Linked DNA regions of Mus musculus: regions 1 and 3 are each linked to region 2. A link is a loop called in an ENCODE intact Hi-C map of the cell type or tissue named here. Cell type or tissue: gastrocnemius. All regions are shown on one strand.

Region 1 (8,000 bases), 230 kb before region 2:
CATTTGATCTTAGCCATTATGACTGGTTTGAGATGGAATCTCAGGGTAATATATATATTTCATGGGAGAGAAATTGATGCCACATAAATATTACATTTGGATTAATAAGCTTAGGAAGAAAAATTTCAAATTGCGACAAGCTCAATGTTACATATAAAATATTACATGATATAGTAAATGTTGTATGCCATTCAGTGCATTGCAGGGTAACACAAAACAATAATGTTCTTGAAACTGTTAAGTAATGCTAGTTATCAGAGGAATATTTGTAACAATATCTGTTAATGTCCCACATATCAATCTGCAGGTCATTATACATATGATGTATACATAAACTACATAGACATACACACACACATTATATAATATTTATGTATTGCCTCAGGTTCCCTCCTCCATGTGTAGTGTGGCATGTACTGCTGGATTCAGGAAAATTCATCGGAAACAAACAGCAGACTGCTGCTTTGACTGTGTTCAGTGCCCAGAAAATGAGGTTTCCAATGAAACAGGTACATGCTTGCATGCAGAAGCAAAATTGCTGAATTCGAATGCCTTCTTTTTCCAAACAAGAAATATGATAAGTCCTAGATGGAAAATGAAGACCTAAATTTTCCATGTTTCAGAACTTGGCAAGAAATGTCTACTTCTTTTCTACCCAGCAAATAACTTGCAATATTTTTGACAAACAATGCATTTCATTCACAATATGAACGTTACTAATTTTATTATATGGAAAATATTTAGGGGGATATACCTGTTTAACTATTTTTTAAACAAAAATATTAGGCATAGTCTATGCATATATTTGTTCTTCTTTGATTCTTTGTACAAAGAAACTTGACTACATGACCAATCCACAATCTGTTCCTCGATCACCCATCCTAATCCCTGTCAAAGACCAGATGATCAGGGTCACAGTTGTTATTTAATGAAATATATTTTAAGAGCTTAGATGGCTTAAAGGATTAACGATTTCCTGTCAAAGAATTAGAACAAGAGTGAAGATTTCAAGAATGCAACAAGAGATGGGAGAGTGCATATTATCAAACAAAGCCTACCTGAGGAAAGACAGGTGAATGTGAATATCCATAAATTTCATGCCATACCATTTAGAATATGTAGCTGGGAAGAAAGAGATCTTACCACAATGAGAGGGACATGCATATGCCTATGAGGCAAACAGCTTCAAGAATGAAAATATTCCTTTCTGTAAATATTTGCATGAGGAAATGTATGTTCGGGTGCCTATGTGTAGATACAGACAAGGACACAACTCTCAAAGAAAACAAAGTACATAATGTATTTCATAAACTAGCATCAGTAACTATGCCTGCACACTACACTTGTCTGTGAGTAGTGAATTTATAGTTTGAGGAATTAAATAATCTGAGATTATACATATTTATATTCATCATCTTTTCATTATTTTTCTTTAATAAATAATTTTTGCTGTTCCATTCCCTGTGATGGTGTTTTGTCCCATCACAAAGCATAGGTTAATAGAGAACAACTTAAGTTAGTGGTCCCTACAATAATAAGTAATGGAATGGATTCTCGACATTTATCGATAAATGCTCTAAAAAATATAATTGCAAAATTATTAACTACATATTCATGACATCTTATAAGGGTCTATTGTTGTTTGCCAGCAGATATGGAACAGTGTGTGAGGTGTCCAGATGATAAGTATGCCAACTTAGAGAAAACCCACTGCCTTCAAAGAGCTGTGTCATTCCTGGCTTATGAAGATCCACTGGGGATGGCTCTAGGATGCATGGCCCTGTTCCTCTCTGCCCTCATGGTTCTAGTACTAGTCACTTTTGTGAAGTACAAGGATACTCCCATTGTGAAGGCCAATAACCGCATTCTCAGCTACATCCTGCTCATCTCTCTAGTCTTCTGTTTTCTCTGCCCATTGCTCTTCATTGGACATCCCAACCTGGCCACCTGCATCCTGCAGCAGACCACATTTGGAGTATTTTTCACAGTGGCTATTTCTACAGTGTTGGCTAAAACAATAACTGTGCTCATGGCTTTCAAGCTCACTACTCCTGGGAGAAGGATGAGAGGGATGCTGGCATCAGGGGCACCTAACTTGGTCATTCCCATTTGTACCCTAATCCAACTTGTCCTCTGTGGAATCTGGTTGGTAACATCTCCTCCCTTTATTGACAGAGATACACAATCTGAATATGGAAAGACCATCATTATTTGCAACAAAGGCTCAGTCATTGCCTTCCACTTTGTTCTGGGATACTTGGGTGCCTTGGCTCTGGGGAGCTTCACTGTGGCTTTCTTGGCTAGGAACCTTCCTGACAGATTCAATGAAGCCAAATTCCTAACCTTCAGCATGCTGGTGTACTGCAGTGTCTGGATCACCTTCCTCCCTGTCTACCACAGCACCAGGGGAGCGGTCATGGTGGTTGTGGAGGTTTTCTCCATCTTGGCTTCTAGTGCAGGCTTGCTAGGGTGCATCTTTCTCCCAAAATGTTGTGTTATCTTATTAGACTAGATTCAAATCTGCAGAAGTACAAAGATAACATGCTTTCTGGAATCTTTAGTAATTTTAAAATGTTTGATGATCCTCATCATATATGTTTGCTTTGTCTTAACAAAAATAACACTAAATCATACAAATATTAAGTAATATACAAAGTTAGTACTTACACTGTACAGCAGCACAGTACTTCCAAATGTACTAACAATTACCAAGTTTTAGTGGAAAATGGTCTCAGTCATGTGTACATAATCCTAAACATTGAGAATAAGGAATCTTAGTTGATGAATGCAACCATCACTTTGACCTGTAGGTATGTGTTTAAGCCATGTTCCTAATTAATGTTTCATATAAGGTGACCCTACTGCTGTGACATTGCCACCTCTGGGCAAATTGTTCTGGGAGTTATAAGAAAGAGGACTTGGCATAGACATGAAGCCAGTAATCAGCATTATTACACATGCTCTCATTGAGTGTCTGCATCCAAGTTCTTGTCTTGACTTCATTCAGTTAACTGTGACTAAGTTACATAGGGAAATAGGACTTTTCTCACATGGTTCTTTTGACCATCATGTTTTGTTACAGCTACAGAATTTAAGACATCAGCAAAATGTTAAACTGCTTTGGTTGGGATTTGGAATATCACAGATTACTGATGCAATAGAAGATACTGATTTGAAAGAGAAACAAGTTTGAATATTAGGAGAGTGTGGAGCATAGTTACAGTGTTGCATATTGTTGATGGCCCTCTCAGAGGCCTGAGATTTTGTAATAGCTTCCTAATGTACTATGAAAATATTCAGAATATCAGGTAACATACTAAGAAGATTACAATCTGTGGAGTTCAGATTGTGCCTGCTGTATAATGCACTTGAACTTTATGTGAAAACACACCATTTCATTATAAAATTAATGTGTTTCATTCACGGAGGGTAATGGTAGTGGAAAAAATTCACACACAAGGCCTATATCACAATAAGGTCAGTGAAGTCTGTGAATATATAAATGACTATAGATGAATAACTTCATAAATGTCATCAAAATAGGAACAACTAAGGATCATTTGGTTTAATATGACACAGATGTACATACAAACACATACACATAATTATTTCTGAACATTAGTTGTTGCTCAGTGTTATTTTCACTCAAAGTATTATTTGTTCCTTTTATTTTTAAGTGTTATTTTGTAGTTTATTTTTGATCGTATAATTTAATTGTTTTTTCTTTATATTTCCTATCTCCAGAACACCATTTATAGCCCCTCCATACACTCCAAAAATGCACATGGCCTCTTATTTCACTAGTGCTTACTGAATGGATATATGTATCTATATATACATATACATTTTGAAATATAAATTGTAGAGATGTGTAAAATTACATGTTTTTGAGTTCTGATGGCTCATTATTTGGTAATACCTGGCCAATATTTCTTCCCTTCCCTGATTATGACAACCTCCTCCATTCCCAGATTTACACTTTCCAGTAAATGGTTGTGTAGGCTAGAAGCTTTGCAAGCTTGCTTACTTCCATGCTGCCATGCAGAGTGCAGTGATCCTTCTTCAGGTCATATTTTGTGGGTCTATTGGTAAGACTTCATGGTCTACCTAAGCTAGTTGTAGAAGATTTATGTTCACAGGCAGCTTCCTCATCCTTTGACTTGCAAGATCTATCCCACCATTTTCTTTACTTTTCCCTAAGCCATGAATGAGGGAAATTTTTGTAAGAGTATACACTTCATTGTTTCTTTCAACTAAGGACTCTGGCAATAACTATCACTCGATCACAACATCTTTAAAAACAAGAAGATTGAAAGAAACTCTGACAAGATTTTCTCAGGAAACCCCCTAAAATCCAAGTGTTCTTTTAATCTGGTTCATTGGAATTTGATGCACTTATCTGCCTGGGTGTAGGCACCAAATGTCACTTCTTAGAAAAATAAATTTAAGAAAATTACATTGAATTGCAAATACCTGATAATCAATCACTTGCTCCATTTCAAAGAAAGGACCTTGGAGTAGATAAAGGTATAGAGATGCAAATTCAGACAATTCTTTCATACTTTAGCTGCTTATTTTCAATTTTTATAACATGTAAGTCAGAATCAATATTAAATTTTCAAATTCTTAGTGCGATGAGAAGGTAGAACCTAATGTAACATGATTCATCACAAATACTGATTATGTCTTTCATTGATTAATATTGAATCATTTCAGTTCATCTTGACCATTATTCAGTGTTGTAATTTTAAGACTAATAATCTATTTTGAAATTTTTAAAGAAATTCAACAGGCATGTAAGTCAGAACTTGCAGCAAACAAAACGGAAAGGTAGATTATAGAATCTATATGTAGAATAGTAAGAAACTGAGTAGTACTGCAGCCCTCTATGCTGTCAGCCACTGAGGGAAAAAGTTGTTTTGGAGGCTGGGGTATTTGAAAAACATGCTGAATCCAGACCTGAGCCCTGATACCTCCCACAAGGCCTCTAGCTCTACCTCTGCTTCTGTGCTTGTGAAAACAATGGAGATGATATAACAGAACACACTCCTTTGGATTATGAGGATATGGGCCTACCACACAGGAGACAACAGTATCTGCTCACTGTGTCCTCAGTGAGTACCTGGATACCTGGGTAAATCCTAGTACAGATGAGGATTTTCCTGGTAACTCTTGAATTTTCAAAATTACAAGTCAAATAGCAATAGAGAAATAGGAGAAACATATGATCTGCATATTGGTGGCATGGAGCTGAAAAGCCACTGGGCCCCTGGAGTTGTTAAAGAAGGAAGACCAGTGTGACAGCACAGTCCTCTTACAGATGCATGAGGAGATGTTCCACAGCCCCTCTGTTCATATTATCTGTCTTCTCTTAAACTCTAACTGAACTCAATTCCATTACCTTCAAACATCTCATTTTCCAACTATGGTGCCTGCAGGCATCACTCCACTATGCTATCCAGACTAACTTCACTTTCTATATTCTAACAGAATTTTCTTTCAGACTTATTTATTTTATCTATGTGAGTACAGTGTCGCTGTCTTCAGACACACCAGAAGAGAGCATCAGATCCCAATAAAGATGGTGGTGAGCCATCGTGTGGATGCTGGGAATTGAACTCAGGACCTCTGGAAGAGCAGTCAATGCTCTTTTTTTTAATTAGGTATTTTATTCATTTACATTTCCAATGCTATCCCAAAAGTCCCCCATACCCTCCCCCTCACTCCCCTACCCACTCACGTCCACTTCTTGGCCCTGGTGTTCCCCTGTACTGAGGCATATGAAGTTTGCAAGACCAATGGGCCTCTCTTTCCAATGATGCCCGACTAGGCCATCTTCTGATACATATGCAGCCAGAGACATGAGCTCTGGGGGGTACTGGTTAGCTCATATTTTTGTTCCACCTATAGGGTTGCAGACCCCTTTAGCTCCTTGGGTACTTTCTCTAGCTCCTCCATTGGGGGCACTGTGATCCATCCAATAGCTGTCTGTGAGCATCCACTTCTGTGTTTGCTAGGCCCCAGCATAGCCTTATAAGAGACAGAAAAATCTTGCTTGTATATGCAATGGTGTCAGCGTTTGGAGGCTGATTATGGGATGGATCCCTGGATATGGCAGTCTCTAGATGGTCCATCCTTTCATCTCAGCTCCAAACTTTGTCTCTGTAACTCCTTCCATGGGTGTTTTGTTCCCAATTCTAAGAAGGGTGAAGTGACCACATTTTGGCCTTCGTTCTTCTTGAGTCAGTCAGTGCTCTTAACTGCTGAGCAATCTCCTCAGCCACCTAAGTTCAGGTTCTTGAACTCAACTTTAACTACAGGAAATTTTTAAATGTGTCAAGTGGCATGATTTGAAAAATATCAAATTACTAAAACCCTAAGAACAAACAGGCAATAGAGAGACATCCACAGACAATTCAGAAAGGAACTTAAATAATTTTAATTTTGATAGAAAATTGTCAGAGACCATCCCATGAGAAAGTGAGCCCTTCACAATCTCCCTAACAGGCCAAATGGCCTGGTGCTAAGAGCTAGTTATCACCCCCTTTCTCCCTATTCCCTTCCTGGCACCTAAGGCTGTAAAAGCTGAATTATAGTCCCCTCTTCCCTATCTCTTCCTGAACTCCCATGCCATCCAAGGACATGAGTTATGCCTGAGCCCAGCCTGACACCCAAGGCTGTCAAGGAGGATAGATATTCCAGAGATAAGATCCAGAGTGCCCACTGCCTGGTGCCTGATTTCGGCCCCCATGTCAGCAGATGCCCACTTCTTTGTATAATTCTCCCTCGACCTCTCCCATATTCCCTGAGATGTATGCTTTAAAAAGAAGGCACCTCAGCATAATAAACAAGACCTCGATAGGTACCCTTCCTGGTCTCCTATTCCTCTTTCTTCCTCCCATCTCCTTCCAGGTTTGCGGTCCCCCTCACACCCACGAATAACTGAATCCCATGGGACGAGATTAGAAAATAGGGAAACAGATGAATATAATGGCGATTTTAACTATTGCAATCTTTAAAAAGCACATATACACTAATGTACACACACAAATCAGAAACTACAAGATCTGAAAGTAGGAACACATGAAATGAGTTCAACAGAACAGGAGGAGAAGAAATAAGTGAAAGACTCTGTGTACCAAATTAGAAGTGGCATCAACAGAAAAGGTAATGAAAAGCCAGAAAAGAATGTGAGAGATGGAGGTGCCAGGCAGGTGAATATACCTGAAACCCACATGGAAAGACAAAAGTAATAGATGCACTATGAAAAGAGGTGTGGGAACTCATGAAACTGAAAGATCTCAGTGTGCTCAGAGGAGGGTGCTGTGGGAGGCCACACCAAGGGCACCACAGTCCAAGTGCTAAAGCCCATCCCCAGAGCCTTCTCTATAATCACCAATTCATATCTGGATATTCCAGATAATGTATTAACATAATCCTTAATATTTATTGTTTAAATCCCCTTAGTGATATGATTGTGTTATATGCTTATTTTTTTTTGTTATGAAATGTTATGAGCCCCTTTAAATTCTATTCAGAGCCAAATCAAACTTTACTTACATTTTCTGTGTGAACACACCAAGGAAAGTTCAGATATGCCTATGTTGTTTGGGTGTTAACAAACACTCTATGTTCTCATATCCTTGCTCCACTGAAATAAAAATCCTACAAAGCCGGTGAAAATCCTAAGCTATCCAGGCTATATAAATGATGGCAAAAGCAGTATCTAACATACCATGAAAAGAAGTGATAATCAAAAATATACTCGCTAAATAAATCTTTTTTAAAAAGGAAAGAAATATACTCCCATCTTAATGTTGAAGTTAATAGTAAAATGCAAATGGGCATCTAAAATGACCTGGAATCTGTGAAACCTTCCACTAAGTCCCATACATAAAGCAAGAGCATATTTGAGCTGTGTGCTATGTCTCCTTCCATATCTTAACACTGGTTCTCTCACAGCAATGTACCCATTCAGAAAGTTGAGGAGATGAGCCAGT
Region 2 (8,000 bases):
CCTGGAGGGCATCATCCTGAGCGAGGTAACCCAATCACAAAGGAACTCACACAATATGTACTCACTGATAAGTGGATATTAGCCCCAAACCTAGGATACCCAAGATATAAGATACAATTTGCTAAACACATGAAACTCAAGAAGAATGAAGACTGAAGTGTGGACACTATGCCCCTCCTTAGAATTGGGAACAAAACACCCATGGAAGGAGTTACAGAGACAAAGTTTGGAGCTGAGATGAAAGAATGGACCATGTAGAGACTGCCATATCCAGGGATCCACCCCGTAATCAGCATCCAAACGCTGACACCATTGCATACACTAGCAAGATTTTATTGAAAGGACCCAGATGTAGCTGTCTCTTGTGAGACTATGCCGGGGCCTAGCAAACACAGAAGTGGATGCTCACAGTCAGCTAATGGATGGATCACAGGGCTCCCAATGGAGGAGCTAGAGAAAGTAGCCAAGGAGCTAAAGGGATCTGCAACCCTATAGGTGGAACAACAATATGAACTAAGCAGTACCCCGGAGCTCTTGTCTCTAGCTGCATATGTATCAAAAGATGGCCTAGTCGGCCATCACTGCAAAGAGAGGCCCATTGGACTTGCAAACTTTATATGCCCCAGTACAGGGGAACGCCAGGGCCAAAAAGGGGGAGTGCGTGGGTAGGGGAGTGGAGGTGGTTGGGTATGGGGGACTTTTGGTATAGCATTGGAAATGTAAATGAGCTAAATACCTAATAAAAAATGGAAAAAAAAAACTCTGCACCAAAAACATCTGGTCCTGGGCTTCTTTTGGTTGGGAGAATATAATGACTGTTTCTAATTCTTTAGGGGATAAGGAACTGTTCAGATCGTAAATCTGATCCTGATTTAACTTTGGTACCTGCTATCTGTCTAGGAAGTTGTCCATTTCATCCAGGTTTTCCAGTTTTGTTGAGTATAGTCTTTTGCAGTAGAATCTGATGATATTTTGATTTTCCTCAGGTTCTGTTGTTATGTCTCCCACTTCATGTCTGATTTTCTTAATTAAGATAGTGTCCCTGTGCCTGCTAGTTAGTCTGGCTAAGGGTTTATCTACTTTGCTGATTTACTCAAAGAACAAGCTCCTGGTTTGGTTGATTCTTCGTATAGTTCTACTTGTTTCCACTTGGTTGATTTCGCCCCCTGAGTTTGATTATTTCCTGCCTTCTACTCCTCTTGGGTGAATTTGCTTCCTTTTGTTCTAGAGCATTTAGGTATACTGTCAAGCTGCTAGTGTATGCTCTCTCTAGTTTCTTTTTGGAGGAACTCAGAGCTGAGTTTTCCTCTTTGAACTGCTTTTTGTGTGTCCATAAGTTTGGGTATGTTGTGGCTTCATTTTCATTAAACTCTAAAAAGTCTTTAATTTCTTTCTTTCTTTCTTCCTTGACCAAATTATCACTGAGTAGAGTATTGTTCAGCATCCACATTAATATTGGCTTTCTCTTATTTATGATGTTAGTGAACATCAGCTTTAGTCCATGGTGATCTCATAGGATGCATCGGATTATTTCAATATTTTTGTATCCATTGAGGCCTATTTAGTGACCAATTATATGGTCAATTTTGGAGAAAGTACTATTAGGGGCTGAGAAGAGGTATATCCTTTTGTTTTAGGATAAAATGTTCTGTAGATATCGGTTAAATCCATTTGTTTCATAACTTCTGTTAGATTGACTGTGTCTCTGTTTAGTTTCTGTTTCCAGGATCTGTCCATTGATGTGAATGTGGTGTTGAAGTCTCCCACTGTTATTGTGTGAGGTGCAATGTGTAGTTTAAGCTTTACTAAAGTTTCTTTAATAAATGTGGCTACCCTTGCATTTGGAGCATAGATATTCATAATTGAGAGTTCATCTTGGAAGATTTTACCTTTGATGAGGATGAAGGGCCCCTCTTCGTCCTTTTTGATATCTTTGGGTAGGAAGTTGATTTTATTCCATATTAGAATGGCTACTCCAGCTTGTTTCTTTGGATCATTTGCTTGGAAAATTCTTTTCCAGCCTTTTACTCTGAGGTAGTGTCTGTCTTTGTCCCTGAGGTGGACTTCCTGTATAGAGCAAAAAGTTGGGACCTGTTTCAGTAGTCACTCTATGTCTTTTTATTGAGGAATTGAATCCATTGATATTATCAGATATTAAAGAAAAGTAATTGTTGCTTACTGTTATTTTTGTTGTTAGAGTTGGGATTCTGTTCTTGTGGCCATCTTCTTTTAGGTTTGTTGAAGGATTACTTTCTTGCTTTTTCTAGGGCATCATTTCCCTCCTTGTGTTGCATCTTTTCCTTTATTATCCTTTGAAGGGCTGGATTCATGGAAAGAAATTGTGTAAATTTGGTTTTTGTCGTGGAATAGCTTGGTTTATCCATTTAAGGTTATGGAGAGTTTTGCTCAGTATAGTAACCTGGACTGGCATTTGTGTTCTTATAGGGTTGGTATAACCTCTGTCCAGGGTCTTCTGGCTTTCATAGTCTCTGGTGAAAAGTCTGGTGTAATTCTAATAGGCCTGACTTTATATGTTACTTGACATTTTTCCCTTACTGCTTTTAATATTCTTTCTTTATTTAATGCATTTGTTATTCTGATTATCGTGTGTCAGGGGGAATTTCTTTTCTGGTCCAGTCTATTTGGAGTTCTGTAGGCTTCTTGTATGTTCGTGGGCATCTCTCTCTTTAGGGTAATGAAGGTTTCTTTTATAATTTTCTTGAAGATATTTGCTGGACCTTTCAGTTCAAAATCTTCATTCTCATCTACTCCTATTATCCATTGGTTTGCTCTTCTCATTGTGTAATAGATTTCCTGAATGTTTTGAGTTAGGATCTTTTTGCATTTTGCATTTCCTTTGATTGTTGTGTCTATGTTTTCTATGGAATCTTCTCCACCTGAGATTCTCTCTTTCATCTCCTGTATTCTGTTACTGAATAACACATCTATGGTTCCTGATTTCTTTCATAGGATTTCTACCTCCAGAGTTGTCTCCCTTTCATTGTTCTTTATTGTTTCTACTTCCATTTTTAGATCATGGATGGTTTTGTTCAATTCCATTCTTTATTGTTTCTACATCCATTTTTAGATCATGGATGGTTTTGTTCAATTCCATGGTTTCGTTGTGTTTTCCTATAATTCTCTAAGGGATTTTTGTGCTTCCTCTTTAAGGACTTCTACCTGTTTAGCAGTGTTCTTCTGTATTCCTTTAAGTGAGTTATTAATGCCCTTCTTAAATTCCTCTACCAGTATCATGAGATATGATTTTAAATCCGAATCTTGCTTTTGCGGTGTATTTGGGTATCCAGGACTGGCTGAGGTGGGAGTGCTGCGTTCTGATGATGGTGAGTGGTCTTGGTTTCTGTTAGTAAGATTCTTTCATTTGCCTTTTGCCATCTGGTAATCTCTGGTGTTGTATGTTCTAGCTGTCTCTGGCTGGAGCTTATTCCTCCTGTGATTCTATTAGGCTCTGTCAGCACTACTGGGAGTCCAACTCTCTCTTGAGTCCCAGTGGTCAGAGCACTCTCTGCAGGTAAGCACTCCTCTTGCAGGGAAGGTGCACAGAGGTCTGGGTCTCAGCTCGGCCTCCTGGCTGAAGATGAAGGTGGTAGTGACCCTGTCCAAGAAGCTCTGTTGCTTCTGCTGCCTGTGCATGCTCTCCTGTCCTGACTGGTTTCTGAGAGACCCAGGATACAAGATGGAGCTCTCACCTGCATCCTAGGGTCAGAGCCCTCCCTGGAGGCCAAATCTCCTCTGGCAGGGCAGGTGCCCAGATGTCTGGGTCTCAGCTCTGCCGCCTGGCTGAGGATGTAGACTCAAAGTGACCCTGTCCAAGAAGCTCGATTGCTTCTGTAGCCCATACCCTCTCCTGCACGGACTGGTCTCTAAGAGACCTGGGATACAAGATCCCAATGTTCTTTTTCTATAAAAATAACAGAACTATATCTTCATATAAGATTTAGAATCCATTTTCCAAAGAAAATATTTTTCTGAACTAGCAAGCTGGTTCCTCATCTCTTTCTGACTTGCATTACTGCTGGTTCTGACTCTTTCCTTATAGTAATTTTCAAATATATAGAGTCAACTTCAGATTACAAACCATTATTAATAACTTTGTATAATTTTGTGGTAATACATTGCTATATCACGTGAGTATCTTAATATCTGAAGCAAAGTCTCAAGCTGACAACTTAGGTGTGTTGACATTTAAATACCCAATTTTCATGGGAAAAGCCATTGAGAAAGAGTCTGTTTTGGAACTTTGGATAGTGTAGAACTTGATAGGTAGACAGACTTAGCCTCAAACTCACAAATAACCCCTGTCTTGCCTTCTGATTGCTAAAATTAAAGGAATGTGTCAACATGCTAGGTTGCATTTATCATTAAGAAAAAGAGTAATTCAAAGTAAGGCAGGATATCATAGAGAGCCCTGGAAGGTATTGAACAAACAATCCTCCTGTCTCAGCATCTTCCTTTGTTCAGGATCACATGCATTTTCCACATGCTCCATTATGACTCATCTTGACTACATTGTTGGTGACTTTTTCAAGCTAAGTTCATATTCTCATGGTGCCCCTTTCTAAATAGAATCACAAAAGTTAAGAAATACTGAATATCAAATAAAGCAATATTTTGATTCATTTCCTATAAGAAACATGATGCATTAAATCCTATCTATACACAAGTCCTCTTTGTTTTCTCAAATGAAAGTCAGCCTATGTCATCCATTCCCATTTTTTAAATCTGACAGACTTGGTGAATGCTCATTTTGTGGACATTTTAACTTTGTTTTTCACTTTCACATGTATCGGAGAGAATTCTTGAGAACTGCCACACAGAACAAGTGGAACTGAAGTTATAGAACATACAAATAAAAGAGAGCAGACACGACCAGTCCTAATGCCTATGTTTTACTTGAAGAAGGGGAGACAATGAGGATTAGCTGAGATCTCTGACTTTTATGGAAATACAAAACCCACAGTATGTACAATAAGAGGGAAGCCATCTAAGGCACTTTCAGGTACAGACCCTTAGCAATGTCACATACCTGCTACAGAAATCCCAACTCAGTGTCTAGAACATAGGCAAAAAGAACAATATTCTGTATTTATCCTCAGCAGCCTTGTTCACCAATGTTATTTCTTTCATCCCCTAATTATTGGAAACTGTCTTGTTTATGCTGTGAATGTATCAGAGGTATAAGGGAAGGGGTATTGACAGCACTGTCTCTGTGTGATGGGCCTTTATGTCATGCTTTGTTAAAACTTTAATGTCATCAGTGATCACCTCATGTTCTGCAGTCAAAACTTAAATTTCAATCTGTACATGCTGAAAATGTAGGATATGTTGGTACTACCTCAAGCAGTTCTCCGAGGGGCAATGAGAATGACTATAGGAAAGATAGAAAAGAAAATTCAGAAACACTGTGAGAAATCAGAGAGGGTTTTCCAGTCAATACTGTGGCTTCCTCGAGTTTAACTCTCTTAGTCTTTACATACGTCACAGAATCTTGGTAAACAAAGACACAGCTAACAGAAACAATTTGCTAGAATGTACATAAGACATTTCTTCTCAACCCAAAAGTCTCTACTCTTTCCACCAAGGTCAAGAGAATCTTCACCCCCCTAGCCTTGAGTCCCAGGTGTACATCCCCTTATTGTCCCATGACTCAGCAGTCCAGGAAATCTAATGTGTATCCTTAGGATGTCTGTTTCCAGACCTCCAGTTCTGTATGTTTCAGGAGCCATAAATCAGATAGAGGTGCATATTACCACCAAGTATACAAAAAGTAGAGCCTATCTCAAGAAGACACTCAACTTACCCAATCCTTAGGTCTGCAAAATTACTGAAAATTATTTAAACTGACAAAGTCATAATTCAAACAAAGTGTGAAACAAATTCTTATTCATAGTAACTAAGAGAGTACAATAGACTCCATAGCAACATTTTATTATAAGCTAGTGACATAACAACCTTTCAAACAATGGAGTTAAAGACTCCAGTTAATTCAGTGTGGATAGTATGGGCAAAAATATAAGGTAGTTCAAAAAATACAAACCAAATCCAATACTCCATCTGTGTCACTCACTGTAATCTAACCAAGTTACAAAAATTAGCATAACAGACATACATCTGTGTTCTTACAATGTAACCCAAGACAGAACTATTTCAAAACAAATACCAACTAGACATGAATGAAAAATATAAAGTATATACTAACATTAGCAATAAAATTCTCTCTCCTAAATGACATTTAAATTCTTTCATTCCTTTGAGTAAATGCACAAAATTGTTCTCAATCATATTAATGAATTAAGAACAAAAATCAAATAAAGAAATGTTTCATCAAATGGCACTGAGGGCCAGGGACTGATTACAGGTAAGAGATCAGCATAGTAACTGAGTGAATGTCTGCACAAGTACTGATATTGGACAGGATGGGTGTTGAATCTCTACAATTCCAGGCATTTTTGGATTTAGCATAATGACATTTTCTCCGGATGACTAGAATCACAGGAAGTTTAAGGAGATTTTATAAATATGACTAGCATACAATACTATATGAACAAGAGAAAGAATGCTCACTCCTGGCTCAATGCTGTATGTCAGACTGCCCTTCCCTACACTAGACAATGGAAGACATGATGTCCCATGATTCAACTCAAAGTCTGAATAATATGGAACATTTATGATCTTCTCAACTCTTGTCTTACTGTGGAAGTTCTGATAAAATCCTTAGTGTTTATACATATGGCTGTTGACATGGTTTGGTCCAAGCTGTCCAGGGGAAGATTATCCCTGGGAAGAATTATGTCATGGATATGAATGAAATCATGGCACCTGAGGATGGAAAACATGATCTTTACAACATGTTTTCAAAAAAGGTTTGATCAAAAGTTTTCAGATCTCAGATGTAGAGCTTGAGGCCAGAATTTTCCCTATGTATCCAGGGAGCATGACATAGAATGAATGGAAAGGAACTGTTGAATATAATTAAGTTGATCTTCTGAGAGCAGGATCCTTAAAAGAGACACACAGGTGTATGTGTGTGTGTGATGTTTGTCTGCAGAAGAAACGGATTTCTCAATTGCTCCATCTTAGATCCTAGCAGACATGAAGAAGCTGCGTACTTTCACTATTTCCTTTTGGCTCCTGAAGTTTTCTCTCATCTTCTGCCATGTAACTGAACCCATTTGCTTTTGGAGGATAAAGAATAATGAAGAAAATGATGGAGATTTGAGAAGCGACTGTAATTTTTTCCTTTGGACATACGATGAAAGTACAGAAATCAATTTTTATAATATTGTTGATTTTAGGTAAGTCATTAATTTTAGTTCCTATTTCAATGTTATGTATTATAAATATTTAGCTGTGTACACCAACTGTGAGGTTCTGCCCTCTTCTTCCTCGTGTACTTTATGAACCACTGAAAATTAATTATAACATCAATCACTACTATAATTCTTTAAAATGCGTCACAGTTTAGTTTAGCTTTACTACAATGGATTGTGATGGTGGCTTCACATTATGATACTTCTGTGTTATATCAGTAGGAATTTCATTTCTGATGTATCCTGTATTATCCCACACCCCATTAAAAAATAGTGGAAATTTTCATCGGTGACCCTTTTATAAGCCATAATAAAGTTTATAATTACAAATATGTGAACTGTTTCAATGCATGTTTCAGATTTAGAAAGAAAAACTTACCTCCAAACTCTCAATTGAAAATGCAAATGAGCACGTTTGGTATTTTTACTCCTAATGAGAGGTAGCTGCTAATAGTAACAGATAAAGTGCCAACTGTGCTGGGGCAGATGAGCACATTTCAGATGGAGAGAAGATATTGTACTCAGACATCACTTAAAGGATCTCAAAGAATTAGGAAGACTGAAATGTTAAGAGAAATTTGATAACTTTTTTGAAATTGACATAGTAACAACACACTAAAAGATAAATATTAAATTGATGTGTAAAAGAACCGAAAGGATAATATTCTG
Region 3 (8,000 bases), 240 kb before region 2:
AGTATATGAATAGCAGTGAGAACAATCAACTCCTTCCTCAGTGCTGCATGTCAGACTGCCATTTTCTACACTAGACAATGGAAGACATGATGTCCCATGATTCAACTCAAAGTCTGAATGATATGGAATATTTATGGCCTTCTCAACTCTTGTCTTACTAAGGAGGTTCTGATAAAATCTATCGTGTTTACACATATGGCTGTTGACATGGTCTGGTCTAAGCTCTCCAGGAGAAGATTATCCCTGGGAAGAATTATGTCATGGATATGAATGAAATCATGGCACCGGAGGATGGAAAACATGATCTTCACAACATGTTTTCAGAAAAGTTTTGATCAAAAGTTTTCAGACCTCAGATGTAGAGCTTGAGGCCAGAAATTTTCCAATGTATCCAGGGAGAATGACATTGAATGAATGGAACGGAACTGTTGAATATAAGTAAGTGGATCTTCAGAGAGCAGTAGCCATAAAACAGACACATAGTTTTATGTGTGTCTCTGATGTTTGTCTGCAGAAGAAACGGATTTCACGACTATTCCATCTTAGATCCTAGCAGATATGAAGAAGCTATGTGTTTTCATTCTATTCTTTATGCTCCTGAAGTTTTCTCTCATCTCGCACCACTTAACTGAACCCATTTGCTTTTGGAGGATAAAGAATAATGAAGATAATGATGGAGATTTGAGAAGTGACTGTGGTTTTTTCCTTGCAGCAGTTGAGGGACCCATTGACCAAATTTATAATATTTCTAATTTTAGGTAAGTCATTAACTTTAATTCCTGCTCCAATGTTATGTATTAGATGTATTTAGCTGTGTACACAAACTGTGTGGTTGTGTCCTCTTCTTCCCCCTGTAACATTAAGAACCACTGAAAAATAATCATAATGTCAATCGCTATTTTAATGCTTTCAATGTGTCACAGTTTAGTTTAGCTTTACTACATTGAACTCCAATTCACAATGCTGGACAATGAGAGTGTCTGGAGTCTATCTGTTGAGTCTTTGTGGATATCATATGTTGATAGATGTCTCATCATCTGCCTTAAATTCATAGTTCCCACCTGTGGCAAGAGCTATATATAGACTGCATCACTGCCTGTATTCGATTGTCTCCCAATGATTACTATCTAAATGCCTTCATAAAAAGGTTATCTAAGTTTGGTCTCCAAACCAGTTGGGCATAAATTCATACATTGAAATATTTATGTATGTGTGTGTCTACTATACCTGATTCTATATTTACATATATAACATTATATATATTATATGTGTGTGTGTATGTGTGTATACATATATACATATATATAATATGTATACTATAATATGTATACTTACACTATCTATATTTACTTGTGTGCTATGCTCACTCCAGTGAAGTCTACTTGACAGGCCGAGAGGCCTGGAAGCACTCACAAGGCAAAGTGTTTCAAGAAAACTATGCCTCCTGGAACCTTGGCATTCCCATAGACCATATACTCAAATCATGTCCCCGCGTTATTCTGGTTTATGCTCTCTCTCTCAGTATTGTTTTATTAAAAGTGCCTTTAAGGATTGATTTTTTTGATATAGCTAACCCTCTGCCAGTGTTCCAAAGGCTCCTAGAAAATCCTTGAGGCCCATGAGCTTGGAATTCAGTAAGAATGTTGCCTACTCATTAACATTCAAATTCGCTTCTAGTAGAGACAGTGAAACTAATTAGGCATTACAAAGAACAAAGCTAGATAAGCTCAGGGCTAGTCTGCATAGTGATTACTTAGGACAATAGCCGAGTCTGCCCCAAACATGGGAATACACAATGGCCTAGCGAATAGGTGGGTTAACCATGGAAATTGGTGGATGGGAATTCCCCTGGAACAGGTTTCTTCACTAGGCCCAAAGGAATAGCATAGTCAGGTATTTACTAAGAACCCCTGGTGGTGGGTTTAACAACAGACTAGCATTACATCAGAGCATTCACGTGGCTCGATTTTAAGTGGTAACCAAGGTCTGGTCCCTGCCATCTTTTGATATATGCATTCCTTTTGTTTTGTGTCACTGTAACTTGGCAGATGTTTCCACCTGGCTTTTCTTGTTTTTCTTCTGTATAAAAAAGTCCAGTGTTCGTTTGGACATTAAATTCAGATCCAACACACTCTCATGTTGCGTCTGTTTGTCACCCTCTCTCACCGACTCCTTTGCCCACCTACAACCAGAAACCCATTCTGTGCAGATAGGAGACCCAAAAGAGTATATATGTAATATAAACATATTTATATACATATTTATATATACACTTTGCTTTTGAAAATAGTCTTTGAATGAGCCCCTCCTACCATTCTGGAGTTGATACTGAATGTATAAAAAGACTTCCAGGCTTCATATTCTGTTATCAGAATAATCTTTTCATCCAATTATACAAATGTCCAGTCACATGTTAGGCTTATCATCAATGTCAGATTAATGGCCAATATTTCTATTAATTATTGAATAAATATTGAAATAACATTAGAGAAAATCTAGGAGAACAAATCACTTCTTGTGAATGAGAAGCTGTTCTCAAAGTGGCTACTTAATTCTGAGATCCGAAATGTGAGATGTTACCATTGGTGCCTCAGATCATGAAAGGAGTGTTGAAATCACTCGCCTTTTATTTAAGCAATGTGCCTGGGACTTCTTTTTTTCATGAACTGAGGTTTCCTATACTTTTCCGTCTCTGACTGTCATTCCATCTCTTATTCAATTTTGAAGTCTTTGAGATTTAAAGACTACATTTTCCAATTGTTAGGCACAGTAAACTGTATACACTTTGATAATGATGGTGGCTTTACATTATTATACGTATGTGTTAGTTCAGTAGGAATTTCATTTCTGATGTATCCTGTATTACCTCATACCTCATTGGAAAAATAGTGAAAATTCTCATTGGTGACTTTTTAATAAGCCATAATAAGGTTTAAAATTGAAATATATGTACTATGTCAATACATCTTTCAGGTTTAGAGAGAAAAACTTAGCTCTAAACCCTCAATTGAAAAATGCAAATGAGCATATTTGGTGTTTTTACTCCTAATGAGAGGTAAATGCTAATAGTAACAGATAAACTATCAACTGTGCTGGGGCAGATGAACACATTCTTATGGAGAGAATGTACTCACTGATAAGTGGATACTAGCCCAAAACCTAGGATACCCACGATATAAGATACAATTTCCTAAACACATGAAACTCAAGAAAAATGAAGACTGAAGTGTGGACACTATGCCCCTCCTTAGAAGTGGGAACAAAACACCCATGGAAGGAGTTACAGAAACAAAGTTTGGAGCTGAGATGAAAGGATGGACCATGAAGATCTCTGTATTTAGACTTCACTTAAAGAATCTCAAAGAATTAGGAGGACTGAGATGCTAACAGAAATCTGATACCTCGATGAAATTGATATAATAGTGACACACTAAAGGTAACATTAAATTGATGTATAAAAGAGCATAAAGGATAATATTTTCCTTATGTGATATATTGTATCATCACGTACATTTTGCAGTAGACAATTAAAATTAAATGAAATATATCTTAAAATAATCTGTTTATTGAATGTTAATACTTAAAAATATTAAAATCATGTTCTACAAACATCATGGAAATATTGATAATTTTTCTAACTAGCTTTTTTTTTTTTTTTTTTTTTTTTTTTTTTTTTTTTTTTTTTGGTTTTTCGAGGCAGGGTTTCTCTGTGTAGTCCTGGCTGTCCTGGAACTTACTTTGTAGATCAGGCTGGCCTCGAACTCAGAAATCCACCTGCCTCTGCCTCCCAAGTTCTGGGATTAAAAGAGTGTGCCACCACACCCGACTAATAAGCATTTTCTTAATGTTTAACTTCAAAAAGGTTTTCCTATTTTGAAATTTGTAAAATAGTTATTGATAAAATAGTTTCTCACCTAAAAACACTGATAATCTTTTTTAAGTAAACTGATTATTATACAATATACACAGATATATAATGTGTTGTTGAACACTCTCACACTATATCAGGTGGTATCATATAAGGGCTTTTGAATATATTTTTAGTGTTAATCTTTTAATATTTTATGCTCTTTTACTATGCTTAATTCAAAAAAAAAATATTTTCTATGTTTTGTAACCATTTGATACTTGTACTGGCTAGTTTTGTGTCAACTTGTCACAGCTGGAGTTATCACAGAGAAAGGAGCTTCAGTTGAGGAAATGCCTCCATGAGATACAACTGTAAGGCATTTGCTCAATTAGTGATCAAGGGGAAAAGGCCCCTTGTGGTGGGACCATCTTTGGGCTGGTATTCTTGGTTCTATAAGAGAGCAGGCTGAGCAAGCCAGGGGAAGCAGTAAAGAACATCCCTCCATGGCCTCTGCATCAGATCCTGCTTCCTGACCTGTTTGAATTCCAGTCCTGACTTCCTTGGTGATAAACAGCAGTATAGAATTGTAAGCTGAATAAACCCTTTCCTCCCCAACTTGCTTCTTGGACATGATGTTTGTTCAGGAATAGAAACCCTGACTAAGACAGTACTCAATATTAAATATAGGATCCTCAGTTTTGGATATTATTAAATATGCATTAATAGTATTTTTAGGGTATGAAAGGAAATGAACATAAAAGTTGAACAAAATTTTTATGTATTATTTGATTCTCAAAATATTCATTATTATTATGATGTGTGATATATAATGTAGCCTTCAGTGGCTTACAGTCAAGTAGGGCTAACCTGGAAGGAGGGCTGGAAATGAAAAGGGGGAACAAGAGAAACATAGAGCTAAGACAGTATTCTGATCAAGACTCAAAGTTTATTTCTGCAGCTCCAGCTTATAAGCATTTCAGCACTTACAACTCTTCTTGAGAAAGTTCCTCTACAGAATAAACATAGATAAGAGTTCCTCTTGACTGCACTATCTACTCTCTGACCTGGGCTACGCAGACTGCTCTTATGACCTTGGATATACACACTGTTCTCATGGCAGCACTCTGACTCTCCACAGTATACAATGCATTTAAATAATAAAAAGTTTTAAGGAGAATGTGTTATACATTTAATATGTGGTTTAAGTCATAGTTTTATTATGTATATGTGGAATTACAACTTTAAGATTATTTTATACTAGTCTCCTTCAATAGACTGTAATCTAGTTCAAGGTTAGCATTCAGAGATAAAGTAATCTTTATTTTCACAAATACCAAACTTTTCAAATCATAGTGCCCTATGTCTATGAATTTTTAAATTGTATTTAATTCTAAAGATCTCTAATTTAGTAGGTTTTTTTCAAGACTTTTAGATAGAAATTTAGTATGTCTCATATTACATAATTTACAGGAATTGGGATTTTATGTTTCAAACATCTCCCTTAATCATAATTATGCCTTGTTTTAGAATACCAGCAAGAAGATATGAGTTTTTCCTAGTACTGTTTTTTGCTACTGATGAAATCAACAAGAATCCTTATCTTTTACCCAACATGTCTTTGATATCCCCCATTGCTTCTGGTCAGTGTGAAAAAACATTGGAAAATCTGGATAAAATATATTCAGAAAAAAACCATACTGTACAATTTACTGATAATATCTGTGTATTTTATGAAACCTGTTACATAAGCCTTATAGGACCATCATGGAAAACATCTGTAAAACTGTCAATTCATCATGGGACACCAAGGGTAAGAATATGTGACACTGGATGAGTTAACAACTTTTTGTGTTTAAAGATTCATTTATTTAATGTAGGTGAGTACATTGTCATTGCCTTTGTAAAGAATAGAAAAGGGCATCAGATCCCATTACAGGTGGTGATGAGCAACCATGTGGTTATTGGGAATTGAATTTAGGACCTCTGGAAGAGCAGTCAGTGCTCTTAACCAATCAGCCAGCTCGATAGCCCAAGTTAACAACTTTTAAATTCGATTTACATGTACCTACAAGAAAATTGGAGAATATGCATTTATGAGTGCACTGTTTTACACACACACACACATACACACACACATAATAAAGAGTACATAATAGGATCATAGATGTACTGGGAAAACAGGCAAACTGTCAAGAATACTCTAGAATCTAATAGGAATAATACATAATATTTATATAATAATCTTAATATCTTTAATATGAGTTCTGGAATGTGAATAATATTACCTGTGTATCAGTCCAAATATTCTAACAACTTTATTCCTCATGTGCATGTTTCATCCTCTCTTCTACATCCTTTAGGTTTTCTTTGGACCATTTAATCCTAAACTGAGTAACCATGACCTGTTTCCCAATGTCCATCAGGTAGCCACCAAGGACACACACTTGTCCCATGGTATGGTCTCCTTGATGCTTCATTTTAGATGGACTTGGATAGGATTGGTCATCTCAGATGATGACCAGTGTATTCAGTTTCTATCAGACTTGAGAGAAGAAATGCAAGGACATGGAATCTGTTTAGCTTTTGTTAATATGATCCCAGAAGACATGCAGTTATATATGACAAGGGCTGAGATATATGACAAACAAATTATGGAATCAACAGCAAAGGTTGTTATCATTTATGGTGAAATGAACTCTACCCTAGAAGTCAGCTTTAGAAGGTGGGAAGATAAAGGTGTAAGGAGAATCTGGATCGCAACCTTGCAATGGGACGTTATCACAAATAAAAAAGATTTCACCCTCGATTTCTTCCAAGGGACTGTCACTTTTGCACACCATGTAGGTGATATTGCTAACTTTAGGAATTTCTTGCAAACAATGAACAATGAAAAATACCCAATAAACATTTCTGAGTCTATACTGCAGTGGAATTCTTTTAATTGTTCCTTCTCTAAGAACAGCAATAAAAAGGATCATTTTACATTCAACAACACATTGGAATGGACAGCACTGCACATATATAACATGGTTCTGAGTGAGGAAGGTTACAATCTGTATAATGCTGTGTATGCTGTGGCCCACACCTACCATGAACTCATTCTTCAACAAGTAGAATCTCAGCAAACAGAAGTACCCAAAGGAACATTCACTGACTGTCAGCAGGTAAAGTTTCTTAAATTTCATTATGCTCAGATATATCAATGGGATCTTTTAAATGGACCCAAAGAAACAACTGTACATTTGTTAGATATTATTCTCTCAGCAGAAAGATTTCTACACTGCAAATCTCCCTAATGAATCTTTAACATGGATAAATATCATGCACAAGGATCACATTTGATAACAGACAATACATTTTTATGCTATTAGTAAATTTTGTGAAAATGTGTCTCAACATTTCACCAAATATTTTCAAAATTTAAAATAGGAGCCAAAGAGTTTTATCATAAAACGTTTAAGTGATAACTAGACTAGAATGTTTTTCTAAAGAATAATTTCTCAAGAATTGATACATGAGCTATGATTAATAATTACTCATTTAAATTAGTTATTTACAAAACCATAAATGATTGTGACTGCACATTATACTAAGTTTATGTGTATCTCATAATGTATAACTGTATGTACATGCAAGACCCACAACTTGTAGACATTCAGACTTCCATTTCATTTGCACATACATGCCTTAATGTTTTCAAAACTACCATTTCTAAGGAACATGCTCATACACACACACACACACACACACACACACACAGTGTACTCGCTATCTGGTAATTATATTTTCTAGCACATTCTACCATGGACATTAATATGAAGTATATTAGTTTTTAATCATCCATGATGCATATTGTATTTTACTACAAGAGATTACTTTAATACAGCTGTCTTTCTGAAATTCATTAAGAAATTATGGAAAATTCTCAATTTCCCATTCCCTTTTTTGATGTGCATGTGTAAACGTCTAATGGTGCATCTCAATTAGGTGTCTTCCATGCTGAAATCCAGGATATTTACTAACCCTTTTGGAGAACTGGTGAACATGAAGCATCAGGAGAGTCAGTGTGCAGATTATGACATTTTCATCATTTGGAATTTTCCAAAAGGCCTTGGATTAAAAGTAAAAATAGGATACTATTTGCCTTGTT

The links. A loop is a pair of places that touch in the nucleus more often than their neighbours do. Peaks named below come from ENCODE experiments on the same cell type or tissue, not always from the same donor. Only the 100,000 strongest peaks of a DNase experiment are listed, where the experiment ranks them.
Region 1: a loop joins it to region 2, with 5 times the contacts of the local background. A loop is called at or near these places in 20 of 42 quality-filtered maps.
Region 3: it touches region 2 in a loop (5-fold over the local background); 18 of 42 quality-filtered maps call a loop at or near these places.

Annotation. Positions count from the first base shown.
Region 1 is chr5:109,080,361-109,088,360 of GRCm38, reverse strand. It overlaps Vmn2r12 (vomeronasal 2, receptor 12), which reads left to right. Exons shown (of 6, transcript NM_001104623.1): 5 at 386-509; 6 at 1,650-2,512. The coding sequence ends at 2,512. Among named protein-coding and RNA genes, the nearest start is that of Vmn2r12, 14 kb to the left of the region's middle. In gastrocnemius, no CTCF peak of the experiment used is centred here; no DNase peak of the experiment used is centred here.
Region 2 is chr5:108,851,624-108,859,623 of GRCm38, reverse strand. It overlaps Vmn2r9 (vomeronasal 2, receptor 9), which reads left to right and starts at 7,114. Exons shown (of 6, transcript NM_001104621.1): 1 at 7,114-7,316. The coding sequence starts at 7,114. In gastrocnemius, no CTCF peak of the experiment used is centred here; a DNase peak (open chromatin) is centred at 3,627.
Region 3 is chr5:109,090,423-109,098,422 of GRCm38, reverse strand. It overlaps Vmn2r12 (vomeronasal 2, receptor 12), which reads left to right and starts at 559. Exons shown (of 6, transcript NM_001104623.1): 1 at 559-758; 2 at 5,378-5,660; 3 at 6,211-7,014; 4 at 7,838-8,000. The coding sequence starts at 559. In gastrocnemius, no CTCF peak of the experiment used is centred here; no DNase peak of the experiment used is centred here.